Regions from separate parts of the Mus musculus genome. Here region 1 is linked to region 2. Evidence: chromatin loops called from intact Hi-C (ENCODE). Cell type or tissue: heart. All regions are shown on one strand. Links, peaks and the distances in the headings refer to the core of each region. The heading gives the core; the rest is flanking DNA. Region 1 holds the start of Pdia5 (protein disulfide isomerase associated 5). Region 2 holds the start of Sec22a (SEC22 homolog A, vesicle trafficking protein).

Region 1 (12,532 bases), core at 1,773-9,772, 130 kb after region 2:
CCAGAGAGCTATAATGAGCCAAAAACTGCACACCCAACTGGGGTCTCTGTGTGATCCGAGGAACAGAAAGATGTAAAAAGGCCATTCATGCCATCTGAGGATCATTAGCCCCCCAGTGCACGACAGCACAGCTAATAGCTGAGAAGCAGTGCTAGGAGACAGGCGTGTTATGTAGGGTGGCCAAAGGGGATGCAAAGTGGAGCTCCTGGGAGAGGAGGAAGCCAGCTGGTACCTAGTCGGTTGCTCCTCCCATGCTACAGGGCAAGTGACACTGCTATACCAGAAAAACAAGGCCAAAAACAAGGCTGCTTAAACGTTCAGTGCAGCCACTGCGCCTTCATATCCTGAGCCACACACTCTCTAAGGTCACAGCCTGACTCACCACACTAGCACAGGCCCTAACGCCACACTGAAGTGGGACACACTGACCAACGGGCCAACTCTCAGTCCCTCAACAAACATATAAGAGTTGTCACAGTTCCGGCCACCAGAACAAACAGCAGGCTGCAAAATGGGACAGACAGACAGCCCACCAAGCAAGGTGGACAAAACACTGGTACTCCTTCTGTCCCCACATGGGTCTAGTATACAGCAGTGGGAAGTTAGAGCAGTTGACACAGTGTAAAAGACCATAAGCTATCCACACATCTGTTTCTAACCTACGGCATGTAGTTTCAAAACTAACCACACAGAAAAGCCACACAGAACAAAACCACAATGGTGGGGTGAAAGCCTCTAGGGAGTAATGTGGTCTGATAGGTGTGTCTCTGCCCTGAGAGAGGATCACTTTCAGAAGGAAGGGGAAGAACCAAGACCTAACTCCTCAGCCTCTTTGTATGTACCAAGTAATCCCCAGGTGTCTCCACACAAGTCCAGCAAAAGAAGAAGGGGAACGAGAGTCGGCACCAAGGGGGCCTGAAGGAGATCCCCAGCAGCATGCACCCCAACCTGGCACCCATATCACATGGCCCCTTGCTCACACCTGCCAGACTGGCCCTTCGATGCACATGACCAATGTCCTATGCCTAGTATTCAACAGCTTGCAGTGATGCCAAGGCTCCTGCTGATACCAAGCACTGTGCTGCCTGCTTCTTGCATTGTTTCTAATCCTTTCCACCCAGGAAAATGGATATTATTACCACCATTTACAAATAAGTGAAGCAGAGCCCAAGGCCACTCGGCTTACGGAGCATCAGCTGGCTGAAAGCCCGCTTTCTTTCCAACACATCACACTTGACTCTTAACAGATAACAAGGAGGAAAGCAAGAAGCATTCTGGGCAAAGTAGCTCAGCCTCTCCCGTCAATCCATGTTCCATGTCCTGTGGTGTTATTAAAAGGACCGCTTTCATCTGTCTCCCCATGGCCTACAGAGCCCAGTCCCGAACCTTGGCAGACATTTGGGGTTCTTGACGGACTCGCTTCCCCAGTCTTAGCCCCACCATCACACTCTGGCCCCCCTTCCCACTAGCCAGACCTCTCGCTATCTTGGAGGCTTCCTTCTCTGTCTGCAACACCCACTCTTTCCACCAAATGCTATCCCGTCACCCATATGCCAGGGACTAGGCTAAGTGCCCACCACACAACAGCCAGGCAGAGATCCCAACAGTCACAGAGCCTGAAACAGAACCCCCTAGTGAGACCAGCTCTTTTCCTGGAGCTTTTCTCTGATCACGCAGCACACACCCACTGCCCCTGGCCTGCATCCTCAGCCGTCAGCACTTGGCATCCATATGGAGTTCAGCCATAGCTCCACCTCTGTACCCCGCGCAGCTGTTTTAAGACTTCCTCCATAATGTGTTTATTTCTGTGGGAAAAGTGCACTCCAGGCTGCAAGCAGCACTATCAATGGCAATTAGGTCCCCGGGCCAGCCCACAACGGCCTATTAAATATATAATGGTGCCAGAGAAGAAAACCTGCCTGAGTACACCTTAAAAGCTCTGCAGAAGAGGCCGCAGGACGAACATGCCTTCTGAGCCTGCACCCACTGTCCCCTGGGCTCGGAGCTTCCAGCCACCACAGGGCAAAGGCACCGGAAGCAAGGTGGAGAGGGAGGAATAGGAAGAACTCAATGTATAATTCAGCAGGCCTGGCTCTTCTCTTGGTCCTGTGAGAACTGAGGGGGATAAGATGCTGGTCTAGCATGCAAGGGGCTCAAGGTTCAAACCCCAGCCCTGCAAAATAAAGAGGGTCAAGTAAGACCACTTCTCAGATGTCACAATCGCATGGACTGTATTTTTAAAATATATTTGTAAATATATGTATTGTCTATTTTTAAACAAATTTTGTAAAGAGTGGACTTTTTTATATGAAATTGCAATATGCTACCATTAAGTTCAGTTTAAACACACACACACTAAACATCCCATCCAAAATATAGTCATGAAAAAACTATATGAGTGTTGCTGGGAGTGAACCCAGGGTCTCCTACATTCTAACTAAGTATTCTACCACTGAGCCACAGCCAAAGCCCTAAGCAAGTTTTTCTTTTTTTCTCTTTTTATTAAAAAAAATTTTTTTTTCAAAATAAGGGTTTCTTTGTATAGATAGCCCTGGCTACCCTGGAACTCACTCTGTAGACCAGGCTGGCCCCAAACTCAGAGATCCACTGTCTCAAATCAAAGGTGTGTACCACATGCCGGACTCCCAGGCAAGTATTTAATCCAGAATATTTGAATTTATATTTTTAAAAACATCCATTCACTATTGGGGTTTTTTGTTTTTATTTTTGTTTTTTGCAATTTGTCCGTATACTACTGAAAATTCTACCATAGTCCAGCAGAGTCCTTGGCCAGACATTTGGGAACCACTGAACATGGAGATGGCTACTGAGCCCTGACAAGACAATTCTCTGTCCTGTGACTGCACAGACACTATAACAAAGCATTCATGGCTCTTGTGGAGAGTCAGGCCTGGCAGGAAACATCAATCAGACAGCAGGAAAACAGGCTCTCGGGTCAAAGGTCCTGGTCTCTCTAGTCTGGGTGCTTCTGGGGCTAAAGTCCCAGATGCCACTGCGGATTTTTCTAGAAGATGGAAAAAGGCTGTCGAGAAAGCCTTTATTCATTTTTTTTTTCTGATTATAAGCTTATATAGAATTCTTAGAAAATATTTTTTAAAATTAAGCAACAAAGTAAGCGAAAGTCACCCGCCACTCTCTACCTTCTAGAACCATCAGTATTTTCAAACATCCTGCTAGTTCTTCACACTCAACTTCATCTACCCTGGAGTCTGGTGGTGAATCTTGGTTTTTATACCTGAGCATCTTCCCGAATTAGAGGGTCTTCATCCACACCTTGGCATAGCTGAACAACGTGCGTTAACTATACTGAGAGTTTTCTTTACAACCACTGACTGGATGTTGGACCTACTAATGGTTTGGTGTACCCTAAAATTCATGTTGAAATCCTAGCACCCCCCCCCAACACACACACACACTGTGGTAGGCATGAAGAGGTGGAGCCTTGGGAAGGTAATCAAGGCTTCAGGGTAAAATCTGCATGAATAGGGTTAGTGCTTTAAAAAAGGACCCAGAAAGTGCTCAGCTCTCTCTGCCCCACAAGGATACATGAAATCAACAGTCAGCAGCCTGGAAGAGGATCCGCCTTAAACCTGACTGAGCTAGCACCCTGATGACATCAGTCACTCAGCATGAGAAACAGTGACAAGCAAACTTGTCACTATAAGGACCCAGTCTACAGTGTATTTGTTATAGATGCCCAAACTAACAAAGAAACATTACTTTCCAAAGTCTGAAAGAGGCCAAAGGGTATTGTACCGTGCCACAATTATTAATTAAATCACTCCCGTATTTTTGCTTTTATAATAGATGCGGTACTCACACAGCCCTGTACACGAATCTCTGTCAATCCTTTTCCACCCGTTCCCCTTATTTGAGGAAGGGTGGCTCCAAAAGCCACAGTGGATGCCTGAAACTACAGGTCGTACAGAACATAGAGGCTTTTCCTCTCATACATACATACATACATACCTGTGAACAAGTTTAATTTATAAACTAGGCAGAGATTTAAAATAAGTAATAATACAGTATTATGACTGAATTAAAATAATGAAATACATCTGTTATTACTATGCTGGTGATAAAAGTAAATGTGGTCTCTCAAAATATCGTCTTGTAAAATGCTCACTTTTTTTTTTTTTAAGTCATGGTAGCTGGCCTGAAATCCTGAGGATGCCCTTGGCTCTCTGACCCAATCGCCTGGCTTTATACCATACCCAATTTACGTGGTGCTGGGATCCAACCCAGGGCCTCATATAGACAAGGCAAGTGCGGTATCATCCAAGCTAGGTCATCAGACCCCACCTTTCTTCTTACTGACCACAGATGACTTCCAACTTGACAGTGAGACCACATACAGGGGATACTGAATTGTTTTCCTTTTCTTTTGTACAGTATTAAGAACTGAATCTAGCGCATGCTAGGCTGGCCCTCTGCCCCCCAGACTGCCCTTAAACTTACTCTTGTAGTCCAAACAGGACTTTCCATCCTCCTGCCTCAACCTCCTAAGTAGCTGGGATTCCAAAGCCATGCCATCAGACCCAGTTAAATCCATTTTCATAAAACCCTGGGCCACGCCCAGTGGCCTTCAGTCAATACAGAGCGAACAAAGAAGTCAAACTGCTCCCAGGGATGTAGGAAGCCCTTATCAAATCCACATAGCTTTTAAATGCACAGAGGCCCAACCCGCAGTCACTTGCTGCGGATTCCAGGCTCTCATCCCTCTACCTTGTATTTGCGGAGCTAACTCTAGGCTCAGGAACGTCCAGCTGCCAGGTGCTTTGGGCAAACCTCAAAGTTCTTCCTCATTGCCTGAGGGGAAGGTACATACAGACCTCCGAAATACCCACAACACATTAATTCCTGGACTCTGCTCCACCCACCTCAATAAGGCCCCAGGGGCTCTCCCTTGGCAGACTCTCCCTCTCAGAGATGTGACCTCTCCCTGTGGGGACTCTCCACCTCAGATAATGTATGGCTCTCCTGTGGCAGGCTGGCAGCAGTTAGGGTATTAGCTCTTGTCCTTCGAACAGTATTTGCTCACAGGATTGACTGCTGTTCAGCCGAGGGCAACACCTGAAGGCAGGCGCAGAGTGTAGTTTGCTCCCCACCCAAAATTCAACCCGGTGGCAAACAATGTGGTTGATAAATGTTTACAGAGTAAAAGGTCAGTCCCCTGGGCTCTTGTTTTTACTGAAGGGAGGGAAAAAGGAAGAAAGCAAAACCCTCCTCCCTCAGAGTTCAAGGACTGACATCCTGATGGGAGTCAGCCCAACTGGCTCCAGGAAACTTATGTCAAACATCATGGCACACCACCAGCACCCCAAAGCTTCGCGGTAACCTACTAGATCTCTCCTAGACGGAGGATGCAGAACTGGGAACAGGGAGCTTCCTTTGACACCTTCTTCCACATAACAGAAAACTCGATGTCACTCCTTTAACTGGTGATCCCAAAGGACAGGGCACTGCGGAGTTCAAGCGTTTAGATCTAATCACCCCTCCCTTTCCACCACACCCCCCCCCATCTGCCCAGCATCCTTGCCACACCCAAAGGGAAAACAGTGGAGTGGTAGGGGCAAGTAAGTCTTCCGAACTTGGTGATAGTGGCGGTGGCCATAAGGAGATGGACCCAACACAAGGGAGACAAGAAGTTACGAGAGAGATGTGGAAGAAGGCAACTACATCCTGTCACACACCCACAACCACACCTCAGCCCCAGGGGCAAACCCGTCCCCAGTCCCCACTTCTTCTCGGGGGATGCTTGTTCGGGAAAGTCCTCCCATCCCCACATAGTCTGCACCACGGTTCACCCCTCCTCCACTTCTGTATCACTCCGGTATCATTTTGCAGTCTCCGGAGCTGGTTCCACCGACTCCTCAGCCGACCCGTCTGACAACCTCCTTAGCGGGTATCTTTACGGTTTCCCATCTCATAGAAGGAACGCAGACACGTTTACAGATCCAGGGCGCCACACACACAGCTCGAAAGTGGCCGGGGCTGGAGCCGGCATCACCGTGGGAGCAGAACTCTTGGAGGTGGTGACCCCACCCAACCCGTCACGCGCCCTTTCTCCGGGGGTCCAACCCACGAGCAAGTGTTCCTGCTGCGCAAGTGGAAGGCAGCCTCCACCCCACACTCACACAGGTGCAAGCACCGCCCGGGGAGTCCTGCTTAGGCTAAGGACATCCCAGACCTGCGTCCCCGCAAAGTTGTGCGGGAGCGCGAACCCGGAGAGAGGGATCACCCGGCCCGGCCCCAGTGGAGAGCAGAGGACCAAAGACCCTATTGCCACCCGGCGAGCACGCCCCCAACCAACCCGGACCGCGCGCTCCCACGGCCATGCGGGACGCACGTGTCGCCGGCCCACAGCCTCACCCCAATCGCCAGTAGCAGCCCCCACGCCCGCGCCATCCCCGCCGCCTCCTGCCGTCTGCACCCGGCTCCCGCGCACGCCTGCCAGCTCCACCTCGGCCAACAGCTACGGCCACTTCACAGCCGCTCCCCGCCTCCGAGTTCCCGGTGCCACGTCTGCCAAAGCATGCGCACCAGGCTAGGAGAGGCGGCCCGGGAAGGAGCCTGCCGGGAGTTGTAGTTCACGAGAAGCTCGGGATGCCTCTGCCTCGGACTTTGCCTGAGGACGCAGAGTAGCAGCTGTGAGGATGGGGGGCAGGGAGGCTGGGGAGTAGGGACAGTTGTTCACTAAGGAGCCTTGCTCTGTGCCCGCAGAATCAGAACCAACAACTCACTCTGCCCCCAGAAGTTAGTTTCCCCACCCCGAGGATTAGCAGGCAACCCAGAGAATTCCAGTCATTTGACTGTAGGTACTAATTGTAAAGTCTATGATGGCCTGTGGAGGATGGAAAATGCCATCTGCTCCCGAGGCTTTTTTTTTCCCCTTGACAAAACATTATTGAGGTGTCGGGAAAACAATTTAGAGAGCCCAAAAAATATTAAGTATAGATCACCACACTATCCCCTTACTCCTTAACCATATACTCAAAAGAATCGAAAAGTGTGTTCAAGTAGTACTAGCACACCAATGTTCCTAGCAGCGCTGTTTATGATAGTCAAAGAAGAAAGAAAGGAAGAAAGAAAGAAAGAAAGAAAGAAAGAAAGAAAGAGTGAGTCTAAATATCCTCAAAAGACAAATACAGAAAATGTGATATACACCGGTACAACGGAATACTATTCATCCAATAAAAAGAAATTCACACAACCATGTTAACAAATATCAAAAATATATGATGCTGATTCTTAAAAAGCCAAATGCAAAATGTTGTATATTGTATGATTGCATTTATATAAAATATACAAAAATTGGAAAAAATGGTTTTGGTTTTGTTTTTTTTTTTTTGGTTTGTTTGTTTGCATTTTGTGTAAACAGATTACTCTGACCTGGGGAATGGAGGAAAGGAATTTCAGTTCAGAAATCCATTGATGAGGATGAAAATCTTTCAGAGCTAGATAAAAGGGGAAGCAGCACAGCATTATGAATGTATTAAATGCCACCAAACTGTATCATTTAAATAGTTAATTGATGTTAAATGAATGCTAATTACCTGAACAAAAAATGTAAAATGGGAGCTGGACAATGGGTACATTATTTAGGAGCACTTGCTGCTGTTGGCTCCCACATAGCAACTAACAACCATCCTGTAACCCCAATTCCAGGGTATCTGATCTCCAAGGGCACAAGATATGATTGTGGTACTCCTACATATGGGTAGGGTGGTGCACGCCTTTAATCCCAGCACTCGGGAGGTAGAGGCAGGCGGATTTCTGAGTTCGAGACCAGCCTGGTCTATAAAGTGAGTTCCAGGACAGCCAGGGCTATACAGAGAAACCCTGACTCGAAAAACCCAAAAAACAAACAAACAAAAACCAACAACAAAAAAAAAAAAAAAAAACACCCATAGACATAAGACAGGTCTTTTATGTACAACAAAACAAAAAATCCTCTTTTGAATCCTCTTTGTCACGCGCACCATCAGCTTGTCACTTCATTTAGGAATGTTTGTTGGACAACTACTCCGTCATAAGGATGCAAATGGAGAATAATAAAATGGACAGAGGAAGTGCACATTGAGGAGTTGGGAGATATTCCCTGAATAAACGTTGCCAGCTGTCTAAAGCCTCTCTCATCCCCCAGTTTCCAGGTGTCTACTCCTTACCTTTAGTGCATACCCATTGTTAGTCTTTAGCTGTCTTGCCTTCCAGAAACACTGTGTGTAAACAAACACACAAGCCTACATCACTTTGTGTCAGGAGTGCTCACAGCATCACAGTAGCAACCATCACATTGTACATGGGAGCTAACTGCCACATTGTAGCAACCATCTCATTGTTTCATCAATGTTATTCAGGAAATTGTTGCATGTGCTGCTTTGGGGTAAGTCCCCAGAGATAGGGCTGTGTCCTAAGTCACTTGCTTTTATTGATTATGAAGATGACTTGGGTAATTAGCCCAACAGAGAGTTGCATCTTAAGTAGAGACTGCTGATGTAGTCCTTAGGCCAGCTGAAATGGAACTTGTGGAGGTGGAAGACTATGCAGAATAACCTGACCCAGGAACAATTGCTGCTCCTGACCTGCAGGCTCCAAGTTCCGTCTCTCGGTCAGGCTAAAGTCTCAAGGCCATACACACCTAGCTGTCATTCTTGGCTCACCCCTTCTCAAGAGACCCATCTAAGTCCTTACTGTGTTCTGTTAATTCTACTTCCAAAATACAGGCATTCTGTCACACCTGCTGTCACTAGTGTGCCCCACTTGGTGAAGGTAACAGCAGTCTCTGTGCCTGCTATTCCTAATGATCCATACGGTATTGTCACTTAGGTCTTGCTGGTCATGTCCCCAAAGCCTTCCAATGGTTCCCTGTTTCCCTTAGACCAGAGGTTCTCAACCTTCCTAATGCTGTTTAATACAGTGCCTCATGCCCTTTAATACAGTACCTCATGTTATAGTGACGCCCCAACCATAAAGTTATCTTCATTGTTACTTCATAACTGTAATTTTTGCTACTGTTATGAATCGTAATGTTAATAGCCAATATGAGGGATATCTGATATGTGAACTCTGTGAAAGGTTGTCCAACCCCTAAAGGGGTCTCTACCCACAGGTTGAGAACCACTGCCTTGTAATAACAAACTCCTCCATGACTTGCAGCCCTGTGTCTGCCCTTTAGACCTCTCCCAGATTTTGGTCCCACTCTGGCTTGTTGAGCTGCTGTCACTCATAGCAGTATTTCCTGGGACCCATCCCAGGAGCAGCTCCTACCTCCTGTTCTTTCCAGGCCTTTGTTTGACTGGCACGTTCTAATCCTTGAGAGCTCTCCTCTGTCACTTGTCCACAGCAAACCATAAAAGGCAATTTCACCCTAACCTCCCTGAGCCTCCTAATTTCCTAGCTTTCTGTCCCTGCTTTGCCTGCACAGACCACAGTCTGCACTTTTTTGTTTTTGTTTTTGAGACAGGATTTTTCTTTACAGCCCTGGCTGTCCTGGAACTCCCTCTGTAGACCAGGCTGGCCTTGAACTCAGGAATCCGCCTACCTCTGCCTCCCAAGTGCTGGGATTAAAGGCGTGTGCCACCACTGCCTGGCCGGTCTGCATTTTTTATTCTGTTTTTATCCATGTGTTTGACACTCACAAATCCAACCAACTGTGGGTTTAAAAAATTCTGCAAAAAGATCTTTAGCCATACTGAGCCTGCATAGATTTCTTCCTTGTTATTTTCCCCTAAACATTGAAGTGGAACTTCTATTTACATAACATTTGCATTGCATTAAGTGACATAAGTAATGTAGAGATGATGTGAAGTGGACAAGGCTATGTGCAAATGTTCATCTGTTTTACACAAGGCATTCTGCCTGGAGTTCAGTGTCTATATGGATGATGGGGGTGTTCTAGGAACCAATCCCAGTGGATACCATGTTTAGTTGTATTTGTTGTCTGTTTCTTTTCCTGTTTACCATCCCACTTCCAGGGCTCCAGGCAGGACCTGAGCCATGGCTGTTTCTAGTGCAGCCTGGGAGAATGGCTCTATGAAGTCATGTTAAGAAACTTCAGAGATTTCAAACGCAGGTTGGAGGCATGGCTTCCCCAACACATTCAGCAACTTCAAGCTCACAACTCACACTCTTCTCTGGGAGTCTCTTTCCCATCTGCAAAAATGAAGCTTGTGAGAAAAGCCAAATCCTTCCCTGTGTTAGTTCTGTGTCCCTGTGACAAAATGCCTCACAGGAAGGTATTGTTTGTGTTAACTTAGTGTTTCTGGATCAGGAGAGCACAGAGAAGCACAGTTCTCACCATGTTGACCAGAAAGCAGACCCTGAGCTGTCCGTGCTAGCTTCTTTTCCCTCCTTATTCAATCTGGGTCCTCAGTCTATGGAACTGTGAGGCCTACATTCAAGGTGGGTCTCTCCCTAGATCCCCTTACTTAATGATTTCTGGAAACATCGCCACAGACATGCCTACTCTGATGCTGAGGAGAAAACAGGCAGACCCTAGAGAATACTCCCTGTGGGCTTCTGTTAACCTCAAGTTTAACAGACAAGGGTGGTCTGTGATGGTAGGGAAAAAATCAGGTTGGGAGGAATACATGGGGACTCCCAGGAGCAGAAGGAAGCACTGTGGGAGCGGGAGATATCATGATTAAATGATGGTTGCTAGATGACTTATATATATTAAATGACATAAAAAGTCATGTATTAATTGAGCTGAATTGCCTAGGTTGTTACAGTAACATTTGAACAATGGACTTTTAAAAGGTCTAAACAATGAAAGGTTTAGTGGATCTTCTAATCACTAGGACTCCTTGGAGCTACTTCTAAGACTGTGATAATTCAATTATCACAACTAGGAAAGGGGAGGAATAAAGAGGAAAGAAGAGGGAGGGAATGTGAGAGAGAAGGAGTGTTGTATAATGTTTTCCTCTGAACTGAAGCTTGTCATCCTGAAAGAAAAGCTCACCAAGACTCAGAAAGTTCTAAAAGGGGGCCTTTTAGGATTCAGGAAGTAAACTCAGAAGTATGAGTAAATCCCTAAAACTTAACAGTTTTACAAGCGCCCTCTTTCCACCAAGGTTACAAAAGCAGTAAAGACAGCAGAGGAGACTCCAGCTTGTAGAGCTTCCTGTACGTTGTACAGAGAGCTCTAGGGTTCCAACCTTCATAAATCACCTCCCACACTGGGGTAGGCTACAGGCATAATATTATTGTGCATTATTTAAGGATTATTCAAGTGATGACTTCTGTGCCCCCATATCTGGTTATAATCCTTATTCTAAGAATCTCTTGCCTCAGTGTTGTATAAACATTGCTCTCCAATTCTTCTCTAATTGGTCAATAAAAAAAAAAATTATCAGCCAGTGACTGAGCAGAGGAGAGAATGGGGCTGAACTTCCTCCCAGCTAGGGGAGGGAAAGGAGAGAAAGTAAGTGGAAAATTCCAGACAAGAAGAGAGTCTAACAGACACCATGAGAAAACACCTGGAGTAGAGAGAACCGGATCAGTAAAATGCAAGTATCTTGAGGATTTTGGCTGGGAGGTAACCAGATTAGTTTAGAGGATTAAAATATATTAATACTGTACAGTTGTTGTACCTTAAAGCTGGTTAAATAAATATAATGGTTCTGTCTCAATTGTTTGGGAGCTAACTGGGATGAGAGAAACACTGCAGCTCTTATAAAAATGTACTAAGAGTGGGGCTTTCGGTAACATGCAGCTGCCTGTTACTGACTCCCTTATTCCTGTAACCCCAATATACTCATTGGTTCACCAAGCTAAACTTTGGCTGTATTGATACTTTAGTTTATTGTCGATTATCTATCTGTAGTGAGTACACATTAGTCCATGTCTCCCCTGGGATAATGTCACACAATAGGGAGAGGGGATAAGAGGGAAGGGAGAGAGGAAGGGAGGGAGAGAAAGAGGGGAGGGAGGGAGGGAGGGAGAGAATAAAGAAATACAGGCAGCCCAGGACCTGAGAGCTGAGAGCCAGGTAACCAGAGGGCAAGGGACTGAGGAAAAAAAGAATAAAAATCTCCAAGAAAACAGACCATTTCATTCTGCAATTGAAACAAGCTAAAATGGGATTTATGTCTCTTCCGGGAATGTTTAGCAATTCTAAGCTTCACTCTCCTTGAAATGTTAGGAGAAGAGCTCAGGGCAAGCGCATCCCTCCTCCATTAGGGCCTGCAATGGGAACCATCCATTTTCCAGCACCAGCCCCTTGAGTCTCAGTTAGAGAAGCGCCTGTCCTGTACTCTATTGTGAATTTGACCGCACCTTCCATTCACGCAGTCAACCCTTTCCATCATTTAGGCTGGGATGAAGACCAACACAGTGATCATTTTGTGACAATTAGCACAATGGGGATTGACTCACAACAAAAAAGAAGGTGGGGAGGGGATGGGCAGGAGAGATGCTGGTGAGACACAAAAGAAGGTGTTCTGTTCGCAGCCATGTATATAAGGCACATGAGTGGAAAGGAGCAGTCCTTTAGGGAAGAGCACGAGGA
Region 2 (12,532 bases), core at 2,009-10,008:
AGGCTACCTGTGAGTGTCCCTCTTTCCTATCCACAATGAGTAGTCCTGTCAAAGTCCTGCTCCTGACATCAAGGGAGGGCAGGTACACAGCTCCACTAAGGCTTGCAGCTGCTGGTAAATGTCTCCCGATCTGTGAAGAACAGAAAATCTACAAAAGCCAAGAGATTGTACAGAAGAAAGACTGCCTACCGAGCATTTGACAAGCAAGCTTTCATGATACATTTTGCTTTTTTGTTTAACCTAATGTGAATTTTGAGCTTGCCTTTGCCCACAATAGGGAAGTACTCCACTTACTCGGCATTCAGAGCCATACAAAATTTAAAGATGTTAGGTAAAGTACCTGCTAATTGTAGGTGGTGAATAATTATGCTATTGTTCAAGCTACAACTCCTGTAGAAAGAAACTATCAGCAAAGAGTGACAGGAAAGACCTGCTAGTGACTGAAACTAACAGACAGGAGGCTTTCAACAGCATTTCCCACCGAAAGTAGTTTAGGGATAAATACAAAGAAACTGCATCTTCAAGCAGGAGAAAACCTAGGAGGCCCACAGCCTTCACTCACTTCAAATGAACTCCCAGAGAAAGAACTAAGTAATCACATTGTTCCATTAAAATTCACAGTGGGGTAGGCCTGGTCCTCAAAGGACATTTGTCTTTTCACAAGATCAATGTCTCAAAATTAAAAGAGATCTCAAATACACAATCTGATTTTTTTTTAAATTCCAAAGCCAACCACAGAGTTTTAAGGACTCAGAGGACACAATTTAATTTTCATGATTGCTTTAGCCATTTTCAAAGTAATAAGGTTATCATTAGATATTTATTACAGCATGAGGAAAGTATATTCGTTAATTTATGAAATACTAGTTCCTTTAAAATTATGTAATATCACTGTGGAATGCAAAATCACACAACTAAATCGTCTCACACTCAACACTGCACACTCTGACCAAACAACAAGACCAAGCAAGAAGGTTTTCCAAAGCTAAAAAACCCTTTTGAAGAAAACAGGCTCACTTCCATGGCTGGGAACCTGTAAATTCCTAAAATACCTGCCACAGTTAGTATCAGCTGTCAGCTTGCCTCTGCCTCCCCAGTGCTGGATTAAAGCCTGTGCCACCGCTTCTGGCTCTGACCCTGCTCCTGCTGGAGCTTCCACCCAGAATCTCCCCAGCAGTGGATGGTGATCAGCAAGTGTAAGTAAGACAACCGCTTTCCTCCCCAGGTTGTTTCTGATCGTGATGCTTATCAAAGCCACAGAAAGCCAACAGGGCGCCTCTCTCTCACACTTAGCTGTTTATCACAGCAACAGAAAGCCAAGAGGGGCAGCTCTCTCTCACACTTAGCTGCTGCTCTGACACGGGCAAGGCCAGCCACACACTGAGGAACATGCTTTACCCACAAAAAGACCCGTGGGTCATTGCAGTCAGAAAAAAACCATCATCTTCCCCATACACAGAGGGAGAAAATGAAAAGAGCTGTCTCCATTTTAAACATTACTATTCTTACATTTCCCCTTGAAGCCTCTAGTCTTTCTCTTGTCAGGTCAACTAGACTTCAGCGTGAAGTACTAAGTGACTTAGCCTACAATTATAACTTGTTACTTTGACACTCAATTTCTATACAGATTTGAAAACCATTATACTAAAAGATGAAGACTTAAAATAGGTTAGGCTGGGCTGGAGAGGCTCTATGGTTAGGAGCACGTATTAACGCAGAGGTGGCTCATTACTGCCTGAAACACCAACTCTCAAGGACTTCAAGGGGACCTGTGCTCACATGTGCACAAATCCACATGTAAACAGCCCCTACACTCCTGCACATACACATTTAATTAAAAAATAAATATATATTTAAAATAGATTAGGCAGTGGTGGGTCAATTTCCTCAATGAGTTACAACCCAATTACTGAGAGCAAATTAGAGAATTTTAATATTTAAAGAATCTTAATAAGTGGTGAAAAAGAGTAGTTGAGCAAGTTCTACATGAAGACAGTGAGCAAGCAGGTAAAAATCTGGGCTTTGAAAGAGAGATCCTTAGCATGGCCAGGACAAAGAAGGGCAGCCTAGTGGCTGTGTGCCACGATGTTGCCACTGCAGAGCCCTTGAGTTTTATTTGCCTTAGAGCAGGGAGAAAAAAGGTCATGGAAAAAAACTAAAGTCAAGTAACACAAATAAATTGCCAATTTATATTAGACTAAGTCTGTTGCCACATCCCAAAAGATTAGAAAGCAACCAACAGGACCTTTTATTAATGAGAGAAAAATACATAAAATCAGGTTCTTGTCTGGAACTACAACTAAGAAAGTTCTCTCCAACCCTTTTAAATACTTGACTACAAAAAACATGCAGAGATTTTTTTTTTAATGCCTGGTTATAAAAGTTATGTAATGTATGCATTCTTGGATCAGACTTATTCCACTTGTAACCTCTGTCATAAAACATTGTATTGCCAGGCACAGTGGGGCAAGCCTACAATTCTAGCACTCAGGAGGGGAGGCAGAGGCAGGAGAATCATCACAAATTCAAAGCCAGATAAAGGAACATAGTAAGACACTGTCTGAAAAACACAAAAACTGTGTACTAGCAAAATGGCTCAGCAGGCAAAGGCACTTGCCTCCAAGCCTGACGACCTGAATTGGATCTCTGAAACCCATGTGGTGGAAGGAGAGAGTCAATTCCCAACAGTTGTGTGGTATGTGCCATGGTGTGCAAGAGTGTGTATGCCATGTATATGAACACACCTATATGAAGTAAATATAAAAGCAATTTTAAGCCAAAATTCAACTAATCAATGAACCAACCAATCTAAAAAATAAATGTCCTATCATGCCATTTGCTTATACCAAGGAGTCTAAGAAAAGTCACACAGGCTCGCTACTGCTACCGGAGGAGGGTTAGCACAATGCTGCCCCTGTCCTGTATTACAGGGAAACTGAGTCTCCTGACTGACCTTCAACCTTGCCTCTGACACAAGGGAGCTCAGGCAGTACCTGCAGGCCTGCTCTAACACACACACACACACACACACACACACACGGGCTACATCTCCAGAAAGTGTTACCTCTGTTTTTTAATCCCCTCAATCTACTCCTTTCATCTGATTTCTTCATTTACCCTCTTGTATTATTGTATTTGAAAATTGCATCAAATCCTTTGTATAGAATAAGACAGGATTAGAAGAAATGATATAAAGTCTAAAATTCATAATTAAATAGGATTGGGACATAGTAAAAATTTGGTACATTTCTATTACTTTTAAGAAGATACAGCAAAACAAAAATTGAAAGATTTGTGTTTTAATTCCAGGTAGTTACCAATATTACCGTAGACTTCAGGCAGTCCCCAGTAACTACGGCATGTCTATAGCACTACCTTACAACAGACAGAGCTGAGAATGACAGAGGACATTACAATGCCACCACTTACAATGCTTCAACGCTTCAAGGTCTTGTCTTCACCTAAGTAGAGGCAGGCTGAGATAGCCTTTAGATTCAATCCAACCGCTACCACCAATGTGATTTTCTAGATAAGCTTCCAAAACTCCAGGTAAGTGTAATATCCCATTATTTTAGAGTTATGTGATCTAAATAATTGTGGACATTCTCTGAGGCTCTATCCTGGCCTTCTCTAAATTCAGTGAGCATTTCTGCCCTCAAAATTTGAACTGTATCTATGTAAATGGTTCCAGAATCCCCATCATCCTTCCACTAGACTGTAAAGATCACATGAAGACTGGGCACAGTAGCACATGCCTTTAATCCTAGCATAGAAAGGACGAGTCAGGGGCTAGGCGTGGTGGCGACGCCTTTAATCCCAGCACTTGGGAGGCAGAAGCAGACGGACTTCTGATTTCGAGGCCAGCCTGGTCTACAAAGTGAGTTCCAGGACAGCCAGGGCTACAACAGAGAAACCCTGTCTCAAAAAACAAACAAACAAATAAACAAAACAAACAAAAAAAGCAAAAGATAGGCCGAGTCAGGCAGACCAGGCTGGCCTACCTAATGAGTTCAATACTATCGAGGACTATACTGTGAGACCCCATCTCCCATTTAAAAAAAAAAAAATCACATGGGATTTCACTGTCCCTCCTCCTCAGCCAGCTAAGCCATCCTTCTCCAAGGACTGCTCATTTCTGAGGACACTATCATTCTGTGCTCGCTCCTTTTCTTCATCTCTAGTATTCCACCTCACAGGCTTGACCATTTCGTCCTTTGAGCCATTTTTCTGTTCGGCATTTTCTTTCTCATTTGTACATCTATTTGTTTACTTCACACTGGAGTAGCAGGTTGATAAACTTTCTGTTTTACTCTCTGTTCTATAGTCTTGGGTTTGCTTTGGTTTTGTACCTTGTTCTTTGTTTCTAGGTAGTTCTAGCTGGGACTTATAGATCCGCCCACCTCTGCTTCCTGAGTCCTGGGAGTAAGGACACACCACTCCTTACACTGCTTGATTTTTAATCAAATGGCTTTCTTCAAACCTGCAGCGGTGACCTGCAGCCTGCTGTGTACAGTAACATCCCTCCGCCTGAACTTTCAGGCAGCAGAACCTGGAGCCACACTAGTCATCACACTTGTCTCATAGCTACCTGCAAATCTTCATCCACCAGCACCAAGTCAACCTGCCATGTGGCTCTCACACTGCTTCTCCTGCCTCCCTGCCTTACTCTTAGCTGTGATGCCTAGTCCTGCCTTAGGCAACTTTTAATTCTTCAAAATATAGTGTCTGATCTTAATAATAAGGCTATGTTGCTGATAAAACCCACTTTGTTACTATCTGCTTTCCTTCTATGTTCATAATTAGCATCATGGACCCTGGGTTAACTGTTCTAATTGTTTCATATGGATGCTGTCCAAAGTGGTCTCATTTGTTTCCACAGTTTTAACAGTTTCCATTTTAACAAATCATAAACTGATTTCTAAATCTAAACCCCACAATTGTCTTCTTTGCTAAGCCTCAGGCTCATACATCCAGCTGACCATGCCCCTTGGACATCTCAGATTTAACACACCCAAACAGAAACCTTACCAGTGAAATGCAACTTAAACCTTTCTAGTCTTGCTCATTGTAGTCCCATTAGGCATGCAGTTTCTAAGGCCAAAAATCTACATGATTCTTTTCTTTTTCCTTCGCACCCTAAAGCCTCTCAGGGCCCTTTACAGGTGACAGGCCTGAAATGCAGCTTAACTCCAAATACTCTACTACCCACTCAAGCTGCACCTGTCGTCTCTACAGCGCCCCCTAGCGGTCACTCTGCTCCTGCTCAGTCGCTCTTCAAAGTGGCTTGGTCCATCCAAGCTGAGTCAAGACCAGACCATACAATTCTCCAGCCTAAAACTCCCCTGCAGCTTCCTATTGCACAAGATTAATAAAGGGGTGTACACACTCATCACAGCGTAGAGGACCCTAAATAGCCTGTCCCATTCCTACCTTCTTGACCTCAAGTTCTGCCACCTGACTGACCCCAGGTGCTTCGGCACCACTGGCTTTCCTCCTACCCTTTAAGATGGATCCAAGAGTTTCTCCAGCCTTACTCCCCATCCACAGGGTCCTTCATACAACTGTCTTCTTTTTCATTTTTAAAGGTTCGGGTCAAATATCATTCTTCCTGAAGGATGCAGTCAGCACAGGGTAAAGTCACACTCTATCCTATTGCCCAGTCTTAAAGGATAAAACTGTAGGATAAAACTGTACTTAACATTTTCCATTACAATTTGCTTGCTACAATCTTGTGCATGTGAAAACTCTACTAAATAGTTATCGAGCAATTTACAGGAAGCACTATCTGAAAAACTTATATAAAGTCTTCTAAAGCCAGAATCCAATCCAGAGACTCTGCAAAGACAAAAGGTTAATAACATCATGACTACTATTTAAGGTAAGTTCAGAACATGAATGTTGACTTCAAGTTTCTCAGAGTCACTCAAACATGAGGTTTTCTTGCAACCATTTACATTTCATGAAAATGGCAACCTACAGGCAACTGACTCTAGCGAACCAAACTGAGGTCTTACTTAATGTTATAGCGCCCCGTTTTCAGTGTACATCTATCAGGAAATTGAGCAAGTTTCCTGGACAGCATCTTAAAGTACTTTCTGCACTCCTGCATTCCTGTGCTCTGCTCATAATCAGTGGATGCAGACAGCGGTAGTCCATCCCTCACACGAATGACTGAGGCAGACAAAATCATAGACATTTCAACCCACAGAAGACCTAAAATAAAATGAGAAATCTGAATTAAATAAAAATCAAGGCCAAAACTGGTAAGCATTTATACAACTTTCACAATTAGTAATAATCAGAGTATTAAGATAACAACACAATATATTCCAAGAACCTTCCAATTAACACATTTTTTAAAAATATGTAACTTATTTTATGTGTATGAGTGTCTGTCCACATGTATGTACGCGCACCATGTGCATGCCCGGTGCTCTTGGAGAACAGAGAGGAAGAACTTGATATGTTGGAACTAGAGTTGCAGATAGTTGTGAGCAGCTATGGGGGTACTAGAGTCTTCTGCAAGAGTAACTAAAGCTCTTAACCACTGAGCCATCTCTCCCACTACCAAACAAGCTTGTAAAAACAGCATTTGCAAGCTGGGAAGATGGCTGAATGGTAACACTTGTAGGGCAAGCCATCTGATGACGGGAGTTTGGCTTTCCAGAACACAAGAAAAATTGAGACGTGGTTATATGAGGAGATATCTATAATCCAGGGCTCCTACAGGTAGATGGGAATTGGAGACACAAAGAGTTCCCAGAAGCTCTGAGGACAGATCACCTGGTATATTGCAGTGAACAAGAGACCCTGTCTCAAACAAGGTGGGAAGGCAAGAACCAATACCTTAGGTTATCCTTTGACCTGCATACCTATGCTGTGGCACACATATGCTTCACCCCTACTGGTCAGTGTTCATAGTGCTACAAGTTGCTATGCAAGTGACTGGAGAAAGGCAGCCATCCATTTCACCCAACTACGAACCCTGCAAGCTCTAATAATGACCTGCCTACAGTGCCCAGAGGTACAATATGACAGAATATTATAGGAGTTACCTATCTTTTTTTTTTAATTGAATTTAAGATCCACTTCATACACCTCATTTGAACCTTCCGGGAACCGGTAAGGTTGGGTATTTGTTTCACTTTGCTTTGGAAGAAACACAGGTTCCAAAAGCTTAAGTCATTTGTTCAACCCCTAGTAAGTAATAAGTTGTTACTAACTCTAATAACTCTATAAGACACTGCCTCTAAACATACCCAGGCTTCGTTACTACATGGAGAGGAAGGTGGCAAGTATCTCTTTGCTAGTGTCTTTTCATACACCAAACTAAAATATACTTAAACTTTACCCAGTCTCTAAAAATCAAGTACTAAACTGATGTGATCTTCTTAAGTGGAAACGGCCGATCCTTTAGTAACTTTTGGTTACGGGTGTCAGGTTCAGCTCTCAAGTCTTCCTTTACACACTAGAAGTTCTAAGTATTGTTTAAGAAACCGACTTCTCACGGTACTGGCAAACGAGTGGGTACCAGTAACATGGAATGTGATTCCGTTTTTTAAAAAAATGGTGGTTGTACTAATCCGCTGGGATTCTATCACGTGTAGCCTGGCGGGACACCCAGGCTCTGCCCAGGGTTAAGCACAGGAGGGGCGGGTTCTGAAGAGTTCCACCTGCCCCCAGGTGATGGTGATCCCGGAAGCTAAGCAGCAGGAGACTCCCCACTTGTGGAGCCAATTTCTCAGGTCTCTTTTCTGCCACAGAGAGTCGCAAAGCACCTTTAAAACAGGGCCTCACGGGATTTCCCAGAGCCAACGAGTAAGATGTCCAACTGCAACGCCCATTCAGACTTCACAAATCACAGGGTACAAGCTACCCCGCCCAAAAGAAAGTAGGAATGCCACCTCAAGCTCTCTCGGGCCACCTACCAGCCCGAGTGAGTCGGTGTGCTGCTGACATCGGGAGCCAGGGAGTCAACACTACGGCTCGCTGGCAGCCCGGGACGGCCGTCCCTCCCCGTCAGCAGCCCCTACTCCAGCCGCCCATCCTAGGACAGGCCTGCTAAACAGCAACCGCCGCCCGCGAGGCTCGCAGCCCTAGGTCGCAGGGACTCGGACCCTGCACGCCCGTCCTCCTAAGCTCTGAGGCCACCGCCACCAAGCTCCGGCTCGGACAACTACCGGTCAAGCCGAGGTGGAACTCCGAGAGAGCGGCGCGAGCAGCCGGCCAGAGCTCCGGGAGACCCAGAGGAAGCTGAAAAGAGGGGCCGGGCCATACCTGTCGCTCCGGGACCCGCGGCTCGGAGTGACGTGCCACGCAGTGCATTGTGGGGCCGGGAGTGGCCTTCCAGCGGGGATGCCCGCGTCCAACGTGGCTGGCGCCGGCGGAGCTCGCACGGGCCTATCGGACGCCGTGGGAAGCATCCAAAGACCCGCCCCTTTCCGAGGCCCGCCCTATCCCCGCCTCCTCCGGCGGAGATTGGCAGGTTTTCCTGCACCTGCGCCAGGAGATTGCCTTCTCTTCTAAGAAGAGAATTATGCTGTCCTTCGGAAATAAGGCTAATCTCCTTCACCTGCTGCTTTGTGTCGGGAAGCAGTTTGTCTCTCGTGCGCCACTCGGGACAGAGGAAAAGCTCTCTCTGGTGAACAGGGAAAGGATCTTCTTCCATCAGGCACTACACAAAGAAACTTAGCAAAACAGAGAGAAAAGCCTCAGTAGCTCCTCCCAGCCTTCACGAGGTTAAGTATTATTAAACAAGGATATGCTGAATGTCAATTAAATGGTCGGCAGCATCTTAAGCATGTTTTACAGGAATGTCCACAGCACTCCTTTTAAGGTGTAATAGGAATAAAAGGCATTAAGGTAAATTGTTACAGAAATGTACATTTGACTGGTACTGTGAAGAAAAACTAATAGGTACATTGATGAATGAGTTGTGGACTGTCGGGGAAGAGCTCCATGATTACGTACCTTTTAAGGTCAAGGTATATTAAGGGACCCTTAAAAATGTTCTAGACCCTGGAAACATGATTTGTGAGCATTTAACTGTACTAGGAAGTCGTGATGGTTGGTTTCTGTCAACTCGACAGAAACCTTCACATAGCTAGAAGAAGGAATCTTGATAAACCCTCTGTAAAATTAGCCTAGTGGGCAAGTGTGTAGGATATTGCCTTGATTGACGATGATACAGGAGAGCCCCGCCCAATGTGGGCGGTCTTCACCCCAGTGCAGGTAGTTCTATGTTGTACCAGAAAGTAGGCTGAGCAAGCAATGGGGAGCAAGCTAGTAAGCAGCACTCCTCCATGACTTCTGCCTCACTTCCTGTCCAGATCCCTGCCTTGAGCTCCTGCCCTCACTTCTTTTCGTAGATGAAATAAATCCTTTCCACACCCAGTTGCCTTTGGTCACTATGGTTAATTTCATCAATAAAAAGCCTAAAGCAGAAAGTATGTAGGGGCAAGAAGTTTAGGCTGAGATGAGGCAAGGTCTAACTCTCTTTGGCTACTTTATACAGTTCAGACTTCAGCAACACACCCTAAGATCAATTCACAGAGCTAATAAAGATTCTTAAGTAGGATCTGATTTACATATTTTAAAGCTCATTTTGCTGTTTATGGAGATGGATGGATAGGGAGCAAGAAGGGTTACTGATGGGCCAGTTTGGAGGCAGTTGTATTGGTCAAGGCCACAAATGATGGTGGCTTAAACAAAGATAATGGCAGTAGAGGCAGAAAGAGATGGACAATTTCAAGATATTAATAAATCATAGGTGGAGTTCATGGGTCTTAATGGACTGATTTTCTGGAGCAGGTCAAAATAAAGGAGACTATTAAACATGGTGCCTTAGGTAACTAGATGGGTTAAGAAGCCATTAGGATTCTCAAAGTGTAGCAAACATGTGGGCTATGTTAAATTTGAAGACCTATAAATGGGAATGTCAAGAGGCAGTTGGGGATAAGTATGCCTAGGGCTCAGAGGGGAGATCTGAACTAATTATGTATTTGGTAATTCTTAGTATGACTTAACAGGGCATTCCACTCTGAGATAAAGTTCCAGCAGAAATGTATTCATGTGTATTAAAATGTCTATAGAATGAGTAGGTGGTGGACTAGTCACACAGTCTAAGGAAAAAGAACGACAATCAACAACTGTATACAAATCACCACAAGACTAAAATAAGCCAGACACAAAAACACATGTTACATGACTCCACTAACGTGCTATTCAAAAACCACCACATTGGCATTGAAGGCAGGAAGTTGCTTCCTAGCATGACCAAAAGGAAAGAAAACCAAGTCTGAGGAACAAGCACTTGCAGGCATTTTCCAACCTGGCAGTCACTTTATGGTCATAGAAAGAAGAAGCCAACAGAGCGAACCCCCAGATTTTCCAAGATCGCTCTCTGGGAATAATATTGGAAGCACGGGCTAGAAGAAAGCCAAGCAGACGTTCAACCTCATGGTAAGGAGGAGACGAGCAAGAGCTCTAATCTGAGAGCAGAGGAAGAGCTCCAGGAGAATACATGAAGGTCCTTGGCAAATAGCAGCTACTGGGAAAGTTAAGTGGGAACAATTACTAGAGTTTCCAAGCAGTTTGGAAACATTCAGGTTCTAAGTAATTAGTCCAGGAAAGAAAGAAAAAAACCTCATTAGAAACATAAAGCATTCAGTAGAGAGGCCCCTAGACAAGCAACACGTTGGAGATAATATTTAATTACCACAAACAATATTGAAAAGCTGCTCTTCACATCCACTTTACACTTTAAATCACCTCTAGTTTACTTATAATAGCTTATACAGAAAGGCCACATAACTACTAAAACTTATTGTTTAGAGAATGAAATCTATACTTGCTCAGTATGATGAAATTTCCCCATAAATATCTTAAATGTGTTGGTTAAATCCGTGGCCACAGGGCCCACAACTATGGATATTGGATTGTTATAAAGTTCTTATGACACACATAAAGTGAAATAATATTATTTGAATATAGTACAAGGAACATAGAGACACCCAAAAGTTTATTGGTTGTTAAGAATGCAGTTCCAGGGGATAAAGAGAGAGTTTAGAGGTTATGAGTGCTTATTGCTCTCGAATAGGACCCAAGGTCAGTTCCCAACCACAGGACAGTGAACAAACACCTGTAACTCCAGTCCTGGAGGCTCTGATAGCCTTTTCTGACAGTGCATGAACGTCATGCACAAACATGCACACAGACAAAACCTGCATACACATTAAATAAAAGAAATCTTTGTTTTAATGAAGTACCATAAATAACTCAAAAGAAGAGAAGGATGTTGGTCATGCTTGTAATCCCAGGGAGGCTGAGCAGGAAGGCTGTCATAAATTCAAAGCCAGCCTGGGCTCTACAGTGAGTTCTAGACCCTAAGTCACACAGTGCAATCCTGTCCCCTTCCTACCAAAAATGAAATAAGGAAAACTGGAACAAAACCCAATTTGGATGGATATCAATATGTTATACTCAGTCTCAGCCACAGGGACAGTTTAAATGAAATGTAAGTGCTCTCAACACCTCAAGTAAAAGGCAAATATTAGTACATTGGATTTTTTTTAAAGGCATAACCCAACCTATGCTCTCTACAACTTGTCTGCTTTAACAATGAATGCACGGCTATGTTAACAATGATAATTTTCTTTTAAAAGAGGAAAAACCCAACAACTAAATAAAATAAGATGAAAATAGTCATGTTCCTATCAAAGTAAACATGAGAGCTGGGAATGTCCTCAAGGTTGAAGAGTGATGGTTTGTAACGACATCAGAAAGAAAAGTACATAGAGCAGACACCGGTAAACTGAGAGGAGAAACAGATACAGCCATGAATATCAATGGGGAGCTCAGAATACTTCCTTCTCTAGTGAGGGAGGAAGTCAATGAAAGTAGGTAAGGACGTAGAAGATGAGCAGTTTGCCATGGCGGCACTCCAGAGCACTTCACTAGACAGCGGTGGAACTCACATCCTTTTCAAGTGCACATAGAATCTTCACCCAGGGAAAGCACATTCTGGACCACAAAAGTAATTATAAGAAACATCCGTGAAAGGCATCCTTTGATGGGAGTTTGGGATAACACTAAGATATGCATTTCAATTGGAGTGTGTGTGTGTGTGAGAGAGAGAGAGAGACAGAGACAGAGACAGACAGAGAGAGACACAGAGAGAAAGACAGTGGAGTGGAAAGCATACATCAGTCTTGGCATTAAGCACCTTTACCCACTGAGCCATCTCACCAGCCCCTAATGCAGAGATTTTTCCTTGCAGTTCATTTGTTTTGTTTTGTTTCTTAGATTTTACCCCCAAAGGAAAAATAAAGACTTATTAATACTGAAATCTAATTAGCAATTCTGAAACTCTTTGTGTGTGTGTGTGTGTGTGTGTGTGTGTGTGTGTGTGTGTGTGTGTCCTAAGACTGAGCAAATGAGGCACACACGCTGGGAAAACAGGAGCCAGCCCTCTGGGATTAGGAAAAGGAATTTTAAAAATCAGGTTTAAAATGCCACTTTCAGTAAAGAAACC

What was found. Hi-C counts contacts between places; a loop is a spot of excess contacts. Peaks named below come from ENCODE experiments on the same cell type or tissue, not always from the same donor. Only the 100,000 strongest peaks of a DNase experiment are listed, where the experiment ranks them.
Region 1: it touches region 2 in a loop (2.2-fold over the local background); 4 of 42 quality-filtered maps call a loop at or near these places.

What each region holds. Positions count from the first base shown.
Region 1 is chr16:35,484,336-35,496,867 of GRCm38, forward strand. It overlaps Pdia5 (protein disulfide isomerase associated 5), which reads right to left and starts at 6,538. Exons shown (of 17, transcript NM_028295.1): 1 at 6,394-6,538. The coding sequence starts at 6,429. In heart, for the core only: no CTCF peak of the experiment used is centred there; DNase peaks (open chromatin) are centred at 5,646 and 6,526; H3K4me3 peaks cover 2,131 bases; H3K27ac peaks cover 2,047 bases.
Region 2 is chr16:35,355,547-35,368,078 of GRCm38, forward strand. It overlaps Sec22a (SEC22 homolog A, vesicle trafficking protein), which reads right to left and starts at 8,372. Exons shown (of 7, transcript NM_133704.4): 1 at 8,278-8,372; 2 at 6,015-6,213. The coding sequence starts at 6,196. In heart, for the core only: CTCF peaks have their summits at 5,249 (motif pointing left), 6,898 and 7,097; a DNase peak (open chromatin) is centred at 8,345; H3K4me3 peaks cover 1,700 bases; H3K27ac peaks cover 1,363 bases.